Linked DNA regions of Homo sapiens: region 1 is linked to region 2. Evidence: chromatin loops called from intact Hi-C (ENCODE). Cell type or tissue: left ventricle myocardium inferior. All regions are shown on one strand. Each heading gives the region's core, and the rest is flanking DNA. Links, peaks and the distances in the headings are about the cores only.

Evidence for each region. A loop is a pair of places that touch in the nucleus more often than their neighbours do. Peaks named below come from ENCODE experiments on the same cell type or tissue, not always from the same donor. Only the 100,000 strongest peaks of a DNase experiment are listed, where the experiment ranks them.
Region 1: it touches region 2 in a loop (4-fold over the local background); 1 of 110 quality-filtered maps calls a loop at or near these places.

Annotation. Positions count from the first base shown.
Region 1 is chr15:86,845,691-86,853,094 of GRCh38, forward strand. The region is part of intron 22 of AGBL1 (AGBL carboxypeptidase 1); the gene reads left to right. Among named protein-coding and RNA genes, the nearest start is that of AGBL1-AS1, 530 kb to the left of the region's middle. In left ventricle myocardium inferior, for the core only: no CTCF peak of the experiment used is centred there; a DNase peak (open chromatin) is centred at 4,071; H3K4me3 peaks cover 301 bases; H3K27ac peaks cover 2,215 bases.
Region 2 is chr15:86,781,262-86,788,665 of GRCh38, forward strand. The region is part of intron 22 of AGBL1 (AGBL carboxypeptidase 1); the gene reads left to right. Among named protein-coding and RNA genes, the nearest start is that of AGBL1-AS1, 470 kb to the left of the region's middle. In left ventricle myocardium inferior, for the core only: no CTCF peak of the experiment used is centred there; no DNase peak of the experiment used is centred there.

The sequences.
Region 1 (7,404 bases), core at 1,786-5,785, 64 kb after region 2:
CCATCTGCGCCCAGGGTTTTCTTGATAAAAGAATACCTATTTACTAACTTAATTTCTTTACTTGTTATAGATATATTTGTATTTTCTATTTCTTCATGAATCCATTTTGGTAAATTGTGTTTGGTAAATCTGGTAAATATTTACCCATTGTTCATTCTCTCAATCCTCTCTCATAAATATGTATATCTTTTCTCCCAAACCTGCTAAATATGTATGACTCTATTGTGTGACACAGACCCAGTGAAGCATAAAAGCCAACTTACCTTCTTCCCTCTTGAAAGAAAGAGCACCTTCGACACATGCCTGAGACTGTCTCCTTCAGTTTGCAAACTGATATTGCCAATAAAACTCTCTTTTCTATTTAGCCAGCCTGGTAGTCTTTTGGATGACAATTACACATATACTTAGATTTTCTTTTCCTTTTTGTCTCTTCATGTGGATTTTTACCATCTGGTGTTATTTCTCTTCAACTTAAATGACTCTTCAGTATTTCCTGTATGACATCTCAGCTAGAAAAGCACTCTCTCAAGCTTTGATTGTCTGGCAATGTCTTGTTTTCATTTTTGAAGGATAGTGTTCCTGGATAGTTGACAGTTTTTTTGTGTGATCGTTTTGCTTTCATTGCTCCGAGCATGTCATTTCACTGTTTTGACTGCTATTGTTTCTGATAAGAAGTCTGCCATTAATTTTATATTCTTTTTATCTGTACATAAGGAGAAATTCTACTTGTGTTTGGCAGTGAACATTTTGGTTACAATGTGTCTATCTTACTTAGAATTTGAGTTCCATTGTCTTACAGATTACTACTTTTAATCAAATTTGGGTAGTTTTTTTTTGTTGTTCTTTGTTTGTTTGTTTTGAGACGGAGTCTCCCTCTGTCACCCAGGCTGGAGTGCAGTGGCGCCATCTTGGCTCACTGCAACCTCTGCCTCCCGGGTTCAAGCAGTTCTCCTGATTCAGCCTCCTGAGTAGCTGGGTCCACACGTGTGCGCCATCATACCTGGCAAATTTTTGTATTTTTAGTAGAGACGAGGTTTCACTGTGTTGGCCAGGCTGGTCTCGAACTCCTGACCTCAAGTGATCCACCCGCCTCGGCCTCCCAAAGTGCTGGGATTGCAGGCGTGAGCCACCACACCCAGCCAAATTTGGGTAATTTGTATCCATTACTTTTTCATATTCTTTTTCTGGCCTTTCTTCTTCCTCCTTTATCTGAGTCTTCTAAAATGTATGTATTGACACCCTTTAAGTTTCCATTTTTTATCTGTTATTACTTTTTATTCTCTGTTCTTCAGATTAAATAATTTCTATTGATCTATCTTTAAATTTTCTGATTATGTCTTCTAACATTTTAATTCTACTATTGAGTTCCTTTAATAACATTTTATTTTAGTTATTATGTTCTTCCACTCCAGAATTTTTATGTGGTTCTTTTCATAATTTCTATTGCTTCATTGAAATTAATCATATTTCTCTTTATTTAAGCATAGTGTTGTTTAGTCCTTTGAACATATTTATAATGGCTACTTTGAAGTCTTTTTCTGCTGAGTTCAATCTATAGGCCCACTCAAAGACAGTTTCTAATCACTGCTTGTTCTTTCACTTTTGAATAAGGGTCATACTTTCTTCTTTCTTTGTATCAGAATTCTTACTGAAAGCTGGAAAATTGTAGATAATGCATTGTGCTAACCCTGAATTCTGATATGCCTTCTCTGCCCAATGATATTTGGTTTTGCTGCTTTTGTTTTGTTTTTTGGTAACTTGCTTTGACTAAGTCTTTGTCATCTGTTTCCCCTTCATAGGTGGCTGCTGTTGTTTCTACTCAAGTTTTGAAAATTTTTGTTTTTGTTTTATTCATGGATTTTTAAAGGCCACGCAGTTATGCATAGCTTAGTAATTAAACAATGATGTTTGAGAGGTTGCACTCAACCTCTCAATCTAACAAGTCTCTACCCTCTGCCAACGGATCTGTGTATGTGTTGGGGAGCACAGTCAGACCCATCCATCTTTTAAGCTGGCTCCAGATTTTATTTTTTGCACGTCCTCTTGCACACGTATGCAGACTTGGAGTCAGACAGTGATGTGTGGATAACTTAGATTATCTTAAGTCTACCTTAAATGTGTGCACAGCTTTCCAGTCAGCTCAGGACTGGTAGAAAGCTTACCGAGGCCCCTTCCAGCTGTCTTGCCTCCCAGGTTTCCTTGTTCAGTTTCTGGCTGGTCTGCTGCTTTATTGCTTGATCACACTAGGTCCTCACCTCAGGCTTGCAGAGAGACTGGTCATTCATTCATTCCTTCGTGACAGAGATACCTATAAACACGGACAATGCTGCTTAGTGTGGGGTGTTTTTTTCCTGCTTGCTATAAATCAGGTCAATCCTCTTTTTCAGTGAAGCTTCTGTTTTTCACAGACTGGACCCACTCTGTTAGAACTATTATGTCAATTGAGTGGGGGACAGGAAGTGGGAGCTACCCACAGCAAGAATGCCAGACTTCCCATTTTCCCACCAGAAGTTCAGTATTGTTTTAAATAACTGCTCCTCGACTTTGTGTATGCATTTGGTTGATTTCCAAAGCCTGAAAATGGTTTTTATTTTTTAGTTTTTACTTTTTTCTAATTTTGTAGCTGATTTTGAAGGAGAGAATTTGCTGAGCTAAAAACTGTGCCATATTAGAATCCCTGTTTCAATAAATTATTTTGGAAAGAAGGAATAGGTGAAAGAATTAATGAGAATGTAACTATCATACTTTCCTCATTAATTAGACATGAAATTCTCTGCTCATTTCTGTTATATGGTATCACATCCCTTCATCATCTTGATCCATATCTTTGGTTACTTATACCCCTTTATAATACATGGTCCCAAGAACTAAACATAATACTTCAAGTATGGTCGCAGTCATTCAAGCAGTTGTAACTTATCTCTGTAGAATGGGTTACCTAAGACTATATCATCCTTTTTCCAATAGGCAGCAATGAGAGTTGAGCCTTTTAATAGATTTTGTTTGGGCTCTGGCTGATGATCCATGGTAGAAAAACAGTGAGACAAAGCATTAGACTAAATTTCCATGGAAGAAATTTGGAATTAATAGCACAAATATATTTATCTTTAAACTTTTTTATGGTAGCAATATACATAGGGGAAAAGGAGATTGTGATAATATCAATAATAGCCAATATTTCTCGAGTACTTTCCATGCTCCAGATACAATTTTAGGTGCTTTACAAATTACCACCCCTTTTATCTTGGCAACCCTACTGATGAGGAAACTGAAATCAACTGTAGTAAAGCAACCTGCCTAAAATAACAGAGCTATTAAGTGGCCAAACTGGAGTTTGAGCAGGGATCCTCTGGATCCAATGCTCAGTGTTGATTGAATATGCAGGGCTACTCACTGTCTAGTGAGGAGAGCTTTCTCATTGAAAGCTAATCTGAGCATGCCTTGCTTATCCATCGCCAGTTCTGAAGGAGATTGAGAAAAGATTGGTGCTGTAAACTTCTAAATGATTCCAATCTACAGCACATTTCAGTGTTGCATGGTTTCAGTTTATGCAGCTTTCTCTGCTTTGCCTCAGCAAATTGCAAGTCCCTCGGAAGAGTCCCTAAGAAGCAGTTCCTCTGGCTGCTGAAGCGGCCAGGCTGCTATGCACGCTGGGATCACATTCGGCATAGTAAGTAGCCATTCCTTCTACTAGAAGACCTGCACACAAATCAGCATGGGGCTAAATAATTCAAATCAGAATTACTAGCAGCTATTGAATCTGAGGGCATTTGCTAAGTAGAACAAAGAGCTATGAAAATAAGGTGATGGCTTTCTTTCTTTCTTTCTTTTTTTTTTTTTTTGGCTGATCTTATGCCAATCACAAGGAAAATATCAGAATTGCAAATCATGTGAGAATAAAATTGCCCAAATCCTGATGGACCTTATTATGGATAAAAGTGGAATTATATCTAGAATAGAGAGAGTAGCAGCTCTGGCCAGTTTCTTTCACAGGCTCCAGAAGTGACAGGCATGGCACAGATTATGCCAGGCTTAGTATCTGTGCTCCGCAGGGGCGATTCCCATTAGCTTCTGTGCCCAGATCCTCATCCTAGGCAGCGTGTGCTGGGTAGCATTCAGGACAGCAAGGTTCTCCTGCCTCAGCAACACTGTGCTTGCTTTAGAAACAGAGTGAGTAAGGCCTCTGTCGACATCACGCTTTAATTTTAATGAGAAGTCATAGAAGGAGCTGGTCTTTTTGGTCTTTTACAATTTGGAAAATAAGAAAAAAATTGTTAATCTTTCCATTCCTATGCTGTTCAGTCATTTTGGCCTAGGAACTTTAATGCTATTGCTTTGTAGTTTCCATTGCATAAAGGTAGTCACCTATGTGCTGGTGTGTTGCTCAATCTCCCTCAACCCAATCGCATTCAATGGAAATGATAAGAGAACTCTGTTCAGCTGTTTCCCATGTGTAAAACACCTATTTAGTGGAGCTGAAATGTACTGATAACTGGGCTCAAAAGGGACAGTCATTTTCAAGGCTTGATAAGTAGCAAGATGTCACATTCTTGCTGCCTTAGGCTATGGACATTACTTATTCATTTCTTCATCCATTATTTTATTAAAAAGTGTCTGTACATGGCATGGATTAAATGTTGGAGAAATTACCAATATGCATTGCTTTATTTGACTTCCCAGTCTTATCTCTGCTCCTGCCCCCTTCCTGTTTTTCACACATTTCCTATAGCACCGACTACATGCCATTTTATAAACAGATCTTTGCCAAAGAACCAAGTACCCAATCGTCCTCACACCATGGGTGCCCCACTGCGCCCACATTGCCTGTCTTTGTTTTGTTTGCTCCTGTTCCAGATAATTCTTTCTGCATCAAAACCCATCTTCCTCCCACCCTCATTTCCTCTGGGCTCTGCCAAACATTCTTATTAACACAGAGAATCATTATTGATAGGGTTACCTAAATTAACCTTGACCATTTCCTTTAACTATAAAATGGGAGTGATAAGAATACCTGTATGATATATTGTTGTATGGCTTAAATGAGATAATAGAAATGCTGAAAAAAATACTTGTCATATAGCAAGTATTTACTTACTATGCTGCATATCATGTAATCATTCCAAAAGCTAAAAAACAAAACAAAACAAAATGAAAAGATAGTTTCCTTCTGGTCAACATTGATAGTAATAGGTAATATTTATATTACTTAGATACTGTGTGAAGCATAATATTTTATTAATTATTGCCATGCCCATTTTATTGATAAAGAAACTGGAGTATAGGAAATCAATAATAATTTTCTGCCATCACTTCTATAATGCATTTGGAGAGGCTTTTTGGTCAATTATTGAAGGGACTGGATTTATAAGTTGCTTTAGACCTTCTGATTAAGGGTGAGTGATGTCACCAATCACAGCAATGGAAAGATCACTTGCTCTTATCCCTTCTAAGTGCTTTCCTGATAGCGTCACCCTCATCTACTATTTTGGGAAAGAGGGCAAGAAGTGGAAGAAAGGAGTGCTGCATATAAAGCCCTGGGAGAAAATTGAAAGCTGGACCTATGGGTTCTCTGATTCCTGAGACTATAAATCTCTAGGATTTGGGGCAGGAACTGATTCTAGCTCAAAACCAAGTCTACTAGAACTGGCTCACTCTGCCCACCTAACCCTGTAGGAGGGGGCTTTAAACAGTTTTGATGGGGGCAAACAGTGAGGACAGAAAGGTCCATCACCTGGTCAAGAACACAGCATCATTGCTCTTCCCTGGGCATTGAGAACAGGAGGTCTGTTTGAAATGGTAAGATATATATCAAACCCATTCAGTGGGCACAACTTTCTGTATCCCCAGAATTTCCTGAAAACATCTTTATTATAAGAGCAAGTTTTTCCAATAAAATCTGCAAAGATTAGTTCTATCTGACTCATGAAACCCGCAAATTCTTCCATCCTCAGAGTCTCTAGAGTGGTAACTAGCTTGATAAATAAAGAATCTGGGCCTAGGCATGGGCAGTAGCAGGAAAGAAAGGCAGGGCATTAACTTGAACCTGGATGGGGAAGGCATGGGGATGGTGAGCAGTGGGGTCCCTGAGAAGTGTGCACACATGAAGGATGCAGGAGATATTCTCCACGAGTTGCTGGAATGGCCAACAGAGATTTGAATTTCATATGGAAAGAGGGAGGTAGTGGGAAGTTCAGACTCATTGTGGTGAATGGTTTTCCTGCAGCAGTGGCAGGTTTTTATTTTTTATTTTTTATTGTTTAGTTGTAAAAAGACGACTGCATCTGTTTTGCTCACCATTGTCATGGCAGCTACTGCAGGGGAACTACTACATAAACACTGTTGGATGGATGAATGGATGGTCCATGTATTCATCCGTATTCACACTGCTATAAATATACTACCCGACACTGAGTAATTTATAAAGGAAAGAGGTTTAATTGGCTCACAGTTCCGCATGGCTGGAGAGGCCTCAGGAAACTTACAATCATGGTGGAAGGGGAAGCAGGCACCTTCTTCACAAGGGGCAGGAGAGAAAGAAGTGCAAGCAGAGAAGATGCCAGACACTTATAAAACCATCAGGTCCTGTGAGAACTCACTCACTATTGTGAGAACAGCATGGGGGAAACTGCTCCCACGATCCAAACACCTCCCTCTCTCCACACACTGAGAGTACATGTCCCTCCTTCGACACATGTGGATTACAATTGGAGATTATATTTGGGTGGGGACACAGAGCCAAACCATATCAGTCCATTTCCTGAGAGTCTCCTAAATCACTTTACGACATCCCCTGCTATCTGGAAACTCTATTCTGATCCACCTGCAAGCCCCCAGACACTATATAGATTATGTGACTTAACACTGAAGCTGATCTCCCAATGCCTCTTTTTGCAAGGTACATTATCTTCATTTAAAAATATCCTTCCTACATTCCTTGAGGGGTTCTAAATGCCCCAGGGCTTTTTTCACTGAGCAGGCCTATGGCTGGTTACCCCAGGTCAACATGTAATGGAGGGCTCAACAAGCCATCCTGTGAACCTCTTTCCTGGAAGCAGGGAAGAGGAATGAGGCAGGCTGCTATGGAGTAGATCCCTTATCTCCTACCTAGAAGGCATCTTGCCTATTGCAAAGGTTTGAAGCAGTGGCTCTCAGGCCTGGTTGCATATTAGAATCAACTGGGGAACTTTTAAAGTGCACAGACTTCACCCTGGACCATTTAAATCAGAATCTCTGGGCACGAGGCTCAGGCTTCGTTGTTTTTAAAGCTTCCCAGGTGAATCATTTGTGGTCAGAGTTGAAAGCCAATGAGTTTTTGTTCTTCAACTCTGCTGCAATTAGAATCACATGGGAAAGTTCCAAAAAAAATCTCAAAGCCCAGGCCACACCCCATGCCAATTAAATCAC
Region 2 (7,404 bases), core at 2,218-6,217:
TTTGCCTTTAGTTTTAGCTCTATATTTCCTGCCTTCCGTAGGGTTAATCAATTTTATTTATTCTCACGTTCCTCTTTACTGTTTTGAAAAGTGCACATTATGCCTCTAATTGTTTATAGGTTTCCCTTAATATTTCAATGTAACACCTCCTTTGTGGGAGTTGATATAAGAATTTAGTAGCAAACATGAGGCAATGTATTCTGAGTGCATGACCCATGACAGGTGCTCAAAACCAGTAATTATCATTATGAGGATTTTTAGGACTCTTAGAGATCGTTTTAAGACACAAAAATCATCTTTTCTTACCCCACTCTTTGTATATCTCCCTGTGTCACTCTCTACATACCTTTCTAGGACTAAACAGTGACATTAAACCTATCCTTAAAGAACTTTTATATCTGAGTCGTTTCATTGTAAGAAGAAAATTGAGTCACTAAAATCTCCAGGGATGGTTAGGCTACCAAAGACAATATAGTCAAGAGTAGTGGAGCCTCAGCTTGAGGCTTATGAGACTGGAAGCTGAAACATGTTTTTTCCACCTCATTTACATGTATCTTGTTAAAAGTTGACTATGATGACACTCTGATCATCTACTGGGAAGAACAAGCATGAGAGGTTTTGCCCATTTTTTTTTTTAATTGGCCTTGTTATAGCTATTAACAGAATCATGGCTTTTACTTTTTATCGAGAAGTTTCTCTTTGTCCTTCCCTCTTAATCACAATTTATAGATCTTCTGGATCTGTGGCAGAGTTATTATAGATCTTGGACTTCATAGTCTTTTAATCTACAAAAATTGTGACTCAAAAGTCACAATCTCAAAACGCTACTCATTCAAATATCAGTCCTGACACAATCTAGGAATCAAAAATTATATTTGTTTGTTATTTCTGTATTACGTTTTTATCTCTTTTAAATAATTAGAGCCTTAACTCTCAAAGGGCCTTGACTCATTTCAAAATCTTTATTATTTTTTAAATTTTAAGGATTATTTGACAATAGTATTTATAAAACAATGAAGAGTACTATTTTCCATATATAATGTCTGAGTCATTATTTGACTCTATGCTACCTGGTAGATATTATCTCCCATTCCAAGATATATATTATTCCCTTGCAAAAGCAGACAAGACAATTCAGGTGTAAACTCTACAGGAGAGACAGTAGGATTTTACTATTTCTCATTTCTAAAATGTGTTTGAAATGCTATGTAATCTGCTCTAATCTTATTTGAGGAATTGGAAGCAAAATCCAAAAATAATCATTTCCTACTTTTGTGTGCGTTCTTGAAAGATATGATGAGACTGGTGGTTAGACACAAAAATATGAGTGAAACTAATCTTGGATAATACTCTAACAATTGCATTAATTTTTGCTTCAAGTTGATATCAGTCAACTTAAAGTTGGGGCATATCAATCAAATTCAGGATCGATCAAGGTAGGGATAGGTGGCAATAGGGAAGTAAGAAAAATCTACATATACTTAGAAAACATTTTTATAAATGTTGAGATTTGCTGAAACTTTGCCTTGCAATGGTAAAGCAAATACTTTATTCTTGTGAAGGTCAGCAGTGAAATGTTTTAAGAATTAAAGACAGTGGGGCCATTTTTGTTAAATTTGACAAGCCCCAAAGCTAACTACTTTCTATGTCAACGTCTGATTGAAGGGAAATTAGCTTTAACTTGCACTAACCAAATTCTTTGGCCACTTTTCCTTGTTTGTTTGTTTTAAGTGATGTTTCATCTCTCCAGTGACATGTATAATTAGTTAAAAGGCTGAGAAAAACAGTTGCATCCCAGAGGAATCCATATCCATGAAATTGTTTTACTCCTTCCAAGTTGCTTATGCTTTCCAGTTGTTATAAGAAGTTATTCCACCAAATGAAATTGCTATTTTAATTGTTACCCCCTGCTTTCCATGTCCCCGGTACTGCCTTTCCCTTCTTGTTAATCCATTTAGATGCATGTTTATTCTTCTACCACGAGTCCTAAGAATAAGTTCTGGTCCTCTATTCTGTTTTCTTTCTCATCTTCTACTAAAGACATGCATCTGTTCTGTAATTAATGTTATCAGCTACTATGGAATTTCCTAATCTCTGGGGATCTCCAGAAAGTCTGTTGTTTAAAGCAAACTTTTTCACTCATTTTTACCCTTTCTTTTTCTTTGGGAATAGAAATGGTCTTCTTTTTCTTCACAGCACAAGAACAGGAAGAATGTGTGGTCTATGTGTCCAAGAATGTCTTCCCATCATGGTAGAGTGGTCCTGTCTCCAAGGTGCAGGACTCCCTGCCATTGGCTTTCTTTGCATCACTATTTGAAAATTATAATTAGAGGAACACACTGTGAGGTTCTTTGGGACTCTAACCCATTTTTATTTGTATTTTTTTGAGACAGAGTCTCACTCCGTCACCCAGGCTGGAGTGCAGAGGCACAGTCTCAGCTCACTGCAGCCTCCACCTCCTGGGTTCAAGAGATTCTCCTGTCTCAGCCTCCCAAGTATCTGGGATTACAGGTGCATGCCACCACACCTGGCTAATTGTTTGTATTTTTAGTAGAGATGGGGTTTCACCATGTCAGCCAGGCTGGTCTCGAATTCCTGACCTCAGGTGATTTGCCCACCTTGGCCTCCCAAAGTGCTGGGATTACAGGCGTGAGCCACCATGCCTTGCCCCCACTTTTCTTAAAAAAATTTTAAACTGCTGGTTTAGAGGAGGAATGGTGTTGGAGTAGAAGTAAGAACATGGATTTTGAGGTCAGAGTGACGTGAGATTAAATCCCTGCCCTAATGTTTACTTACTGTGCAATTTTGCACAATCTCTTAACCTCAGTTCCCTGTCTGTAATATGTGAATAATAATAATACTTGCTATAAAGGAGTGTTGTTAATTTTAAATGAGATAACTTATATAGTATTTAGGACAGAGCTGGCACATCATAAGCTCTTAGTGCCATGTTAAATATTAATAATGATATTAATAATGTTGGAGCATAGAAAGTCCTGTTCCCCACAGAGGCAACCTACTGATGGAATTCAGGAAAAATATAGCCAGAAAGATAATTTGCTTTGTGAACTGGTCGAATGAAAACAGGAGACGTGGTTATGCAAATTCCAGAAATAATAGCCAACATTTATTTCAGCTTGCCAGAGCATATTCTCTGCCCCACTGGTTTTCGGATTTTACTGTGAATAAAAATCCCTGGGTAGCTCGTTATGAATGCAGAGACCCAGGTTCTATCCTTAGAGATTTTAGTTTATTTGCCCTTGGGTTCATGATTCTGCTTTCTAGGGAGTACCCCAGGTGTCTTCATTAACTATATATTAAAAACTGCTGTACTGGGCTTTGATTCAGGCTGACCCTATTGCTTGATAAAGCTTACTTTTCTTATACAGTTTCCCACCACTCTCTGAGCCACAGTTCAGAGGTAACTGTGGCTTCTACTGCGTTATAAATTATCCATAGAGACAGGTTAGTCAGACTGCCTTGGCCTATAGAATACTCTAAAATACAATAGTGCTCAGTAGCTATAGCCCGAGTTCCTACAAGGCATTAGGTTCTTTCTAGTTTATAGCTCATTGGTGAAATGGAGTTTGACGTCATTGGAACAGATAATCTTTGTACTACTATCTTTGCAACTTTTCTATAAATCAAGTTATTCAAAATAAGATTATTAAAAAAAAATTAGCTCGTAAGTTCGTATTTTCTCAAGTGCCTTTTCAAGCACGGTATTACAAATAATAGTAATAATTATCAGTATAAATTAAGAGGAAGGCTGTACTTTCTCGGGCAAATTCTTACAATGAATGCAAATGAATTGGTGTTACTGCAGAGGAAACCTCACTTCCTAAGGTGCACTCTCTGCCCTTTCCATCCCTGAAGCTAAGGAGGAATAGGAGAAAGGAGAGCCAGGGCACAGCTGTAGGGAGCACATCCAGATAGCACTTAGTAAGGGGCTTAAGTGTCTGGGTAGGAGGTGCAGGGAGAGAATCAAGGGGAAGCATGGTCAAGGTCAGTGTTTGGAAAATCTGGCTGACCGTCGGAATCCTTTAGGACTTTTTCTGATTCAAAAGGTCTGGGAAGAGGCACAGAGATCTGCGGGTTCTTTTTTTTTTTTTTTTTTGTTTTTGTTTTTTTGAGATGGAGTGTTGCTCTGTCACCCAGGCTACAGTGTAGTGGTGTGATCTCTGTTCACTGCAACCTCCACCTCCCAGGTTCAAGCGATCCTCCTGCCTCAGCCTCCCAAGTAGCTAGGACTACAGGCGCACATCACCACTAATTTTTGTATTTTTAGTAGAGACGGGGTTTCACCATATTGGTCAGGCTGGTCTCGAACTCCTGGCCTCAGGCGATCCACCCGCCTTGGCCCCCCGAAGTGCTGGGATTACAGGCATGAGCCACCATGCTCGGCCCGAGATGTGCGTGTTTTAAAGGGTCAGTAGTGATTATGATGAGCAATCCAGTTTGGAAAACACAGATATCAGCAATGAAGCAGAAGTTAGGAGAAAATCACAAGAAATAAATCAGGTAATCGAACCCCAAGAGAACTGAGTTATAGGGCAACTGAGTAGTCAGAGAGCTCTTTCTAGTGGGGTACAGAGGGTAAGAGCTAGTGTCTAGTTACAGAAACTCAAACAGGAGAGCTGGGACTACATCAGAGGCAGAAACTATGACTGGAGATGGGAAGTGATTTTAGTGTTCTAGGTTAGTGCTGGTGACATAGGATATAGGAGTGTATCAGGTAGTTTGTGTACAAACACCCACTGGGTAAATAGTTGTGAAGGGATTTGGCTTCTTTTCAGAGACTTTTTGGTTTTCTGGATTTTTTTTGAAAGTTTTTCTGGATTATTTTATTTTATTATTATTATACTTTAAGTTTTAGGGTACATGTGCACAGTGTGCAGGTTAGTTAGATATGTATACACGTGCCATGCTGGTGTGCTGCACCCATTAACTCGTCATTTAGCATTAGGTATATCTCCTAAAGCTATCCCTCCCCCTTCCCCCGACCCCACAACAGTCCCTAGAGTGTGATGTTCCCCTGATTCTTCCGGGACTAACACTTGTGTCAAAGCCTTGGCTCTGAAAGCTCATGACTGCCAGGGGCTCTGGGTTGTAGAAAGAGAGTGTGGCAGGATATGGCTTGTGCAGTCATCAATACGTACAAAGGATATTGGGTACAATTAATTTTAATAAAATATTTAGGGCATATTTATGTATTAAATACATAAAAATATAATAGACACATACATACTTAACTAATAAGCTAAATGCTAAAATATCACAAATAAAATGGTTATCCTCTCTATACCCATGTCAGAATCCATCTTCCTCTTTGCAACCTAAAATAACCATTATTCTAAATTTAGCTTTTACCATTTTAAGGACCATCTCTCTATCATTTGTTGATACATCTCAACTTTCATGTAATTGTTGTCATGCTTTATGAATCCTTCTTTCTTATTTCAGCATGTGTTCTTGAGACATATGCATGTTGCTACATGTAGATCTAGCCCTTTAGTTTTGTTGTGTTAGATTAGAAACACTAGAATTTATGCATGTGTTATTAAACACTGTGCTACATTTAACATTCTCACACCTATCTCCTTGTACCCTTGTACTACTGTTTTGCCAGTATGGAGAGTGTCGAGCCAAAAGGTATGTTCATCTTCTGGATGTTGCCAAATTGGTCTGCAACTGGTGGTACCAATTTACACTCGTACCAACAGTGCATGAGATTTCTTAATGCTCCACATTTTGTCAACACTTGGTGGTGTTTGCCTAATTGATGTTGTTTGAAGGGTTATTACTGATTCTTTTGTACTAATCAAATATTTAATGGGTATTCTTTGATTGTTTTTTAAATGAATTTGTATATATTTAATACATAATGTTTATATATATATATACTGAAATGATTACTACAGTCAAGCAAACTAACATATCCACAACATATCCATAACCTTCCATAGTTACCCATTTTTATGTGTATATGTGTGGTGAGAGCACCTAAAATCTATTAACAAATTTTCAGTATGCAATACAGTATTATTAACTATAGTTTTCATGCTGTACATTAGATCTCTAGACTTATTCATCCTACATACTCTAGACTTACTCATTCTATGTAACTGCAAATTTGTACCCTTAAATCTATATCCTCTCATTTTCCTCCCCTCCCCTACCCTAGTAATTGCTGTTCTAGTCTCTGTTTCCATGTATTCAACTTTTTCTTTAGACTCCACATATAAGTGAAATCATGCAGTATTTTTATCTGGGTCTAGCTTTTTTCCCTTAGCATGTCGTCTTCCAGATTCATTCATAAATGTCAGGATCTTCTTTTTTAATGCTGGATAATGTTCCTTTGTATACATATGTATGTGGACACTTTGGTTGTTTCCATATTTTGCCTAATATGAATAGTCCTCCAATGAACATGACAGCACAGATATATTTTTGAGGTTCTTATTGCATGTCTTTTGGGGATATGTCCAGCAGAGAGATTGCTGGGTCATATGGATAATTTGCATTTTTCTCAATTACTACCGAGTTTGTGGTCACTTAGGTTTCTTCTTCCAAGAATGTTTTATCAATACTTACATCTTTTTTTTCTTCTTTGAATTTTTGATTTTTTTAAATGTTGATTTCAAAGAGTCTATATATTTTGAACACTAATTCTTGCTATTTAATTGCATTGAAAATAAGTTCCATGAAACTGTGGTGCATCTTTTTGAAGGCCACCTTCTTGAACATAAGAAAGTCAAGTAAGGGAACAAAGAAATGTACATCAACTTTTTATAAAGTAGAAGGATGAGGAAATGGGAGATGCTGGCCAGTTGCTAAGGCCGGAGGGAAAAGAACAGGATCTAGAAGTTGATGGAGTTTGAGGTAGTGGCTCTGCACGGTGCCCACTGAGGCCAAGCCCTTGGAAGGACTTAGATGCTTTCTTTGGTCTCTTGCTTGTGAGCTTGAGCAGACCTATTACCACAGAACAAAATATGAATAAAGTAAAGAATACATAGCCTGGTTGTTATTTTATTTAGCAGATTCCTAGTAAACACATACTATATGCCAGGCTGTGTACCAAGTTGCTAGTATTATACACATGAAGATGACACAGAACTTGACCTTCAAGAGATTTCAGGATTGTTAAAAGACTCATCTCTAATGAAGTCACTGCAAGAAAATGTGGTAAGAGTTTTAATAGCACTAAGTACGGGACAATATTGGAGCCATTGATTTCTTCATTTGTAAAATACTTATAGAACATCTACTATGGGGTCTAGGGATATAGCAGTGAACAAGAGAAGCAAGACCTCCTGGAGCATATATTTTAAAGATGCGAGACGGTCATAGGCAATTAGTAAATAAACATACAAAATCACGGCCATAAATTAGTGATCATTAAAT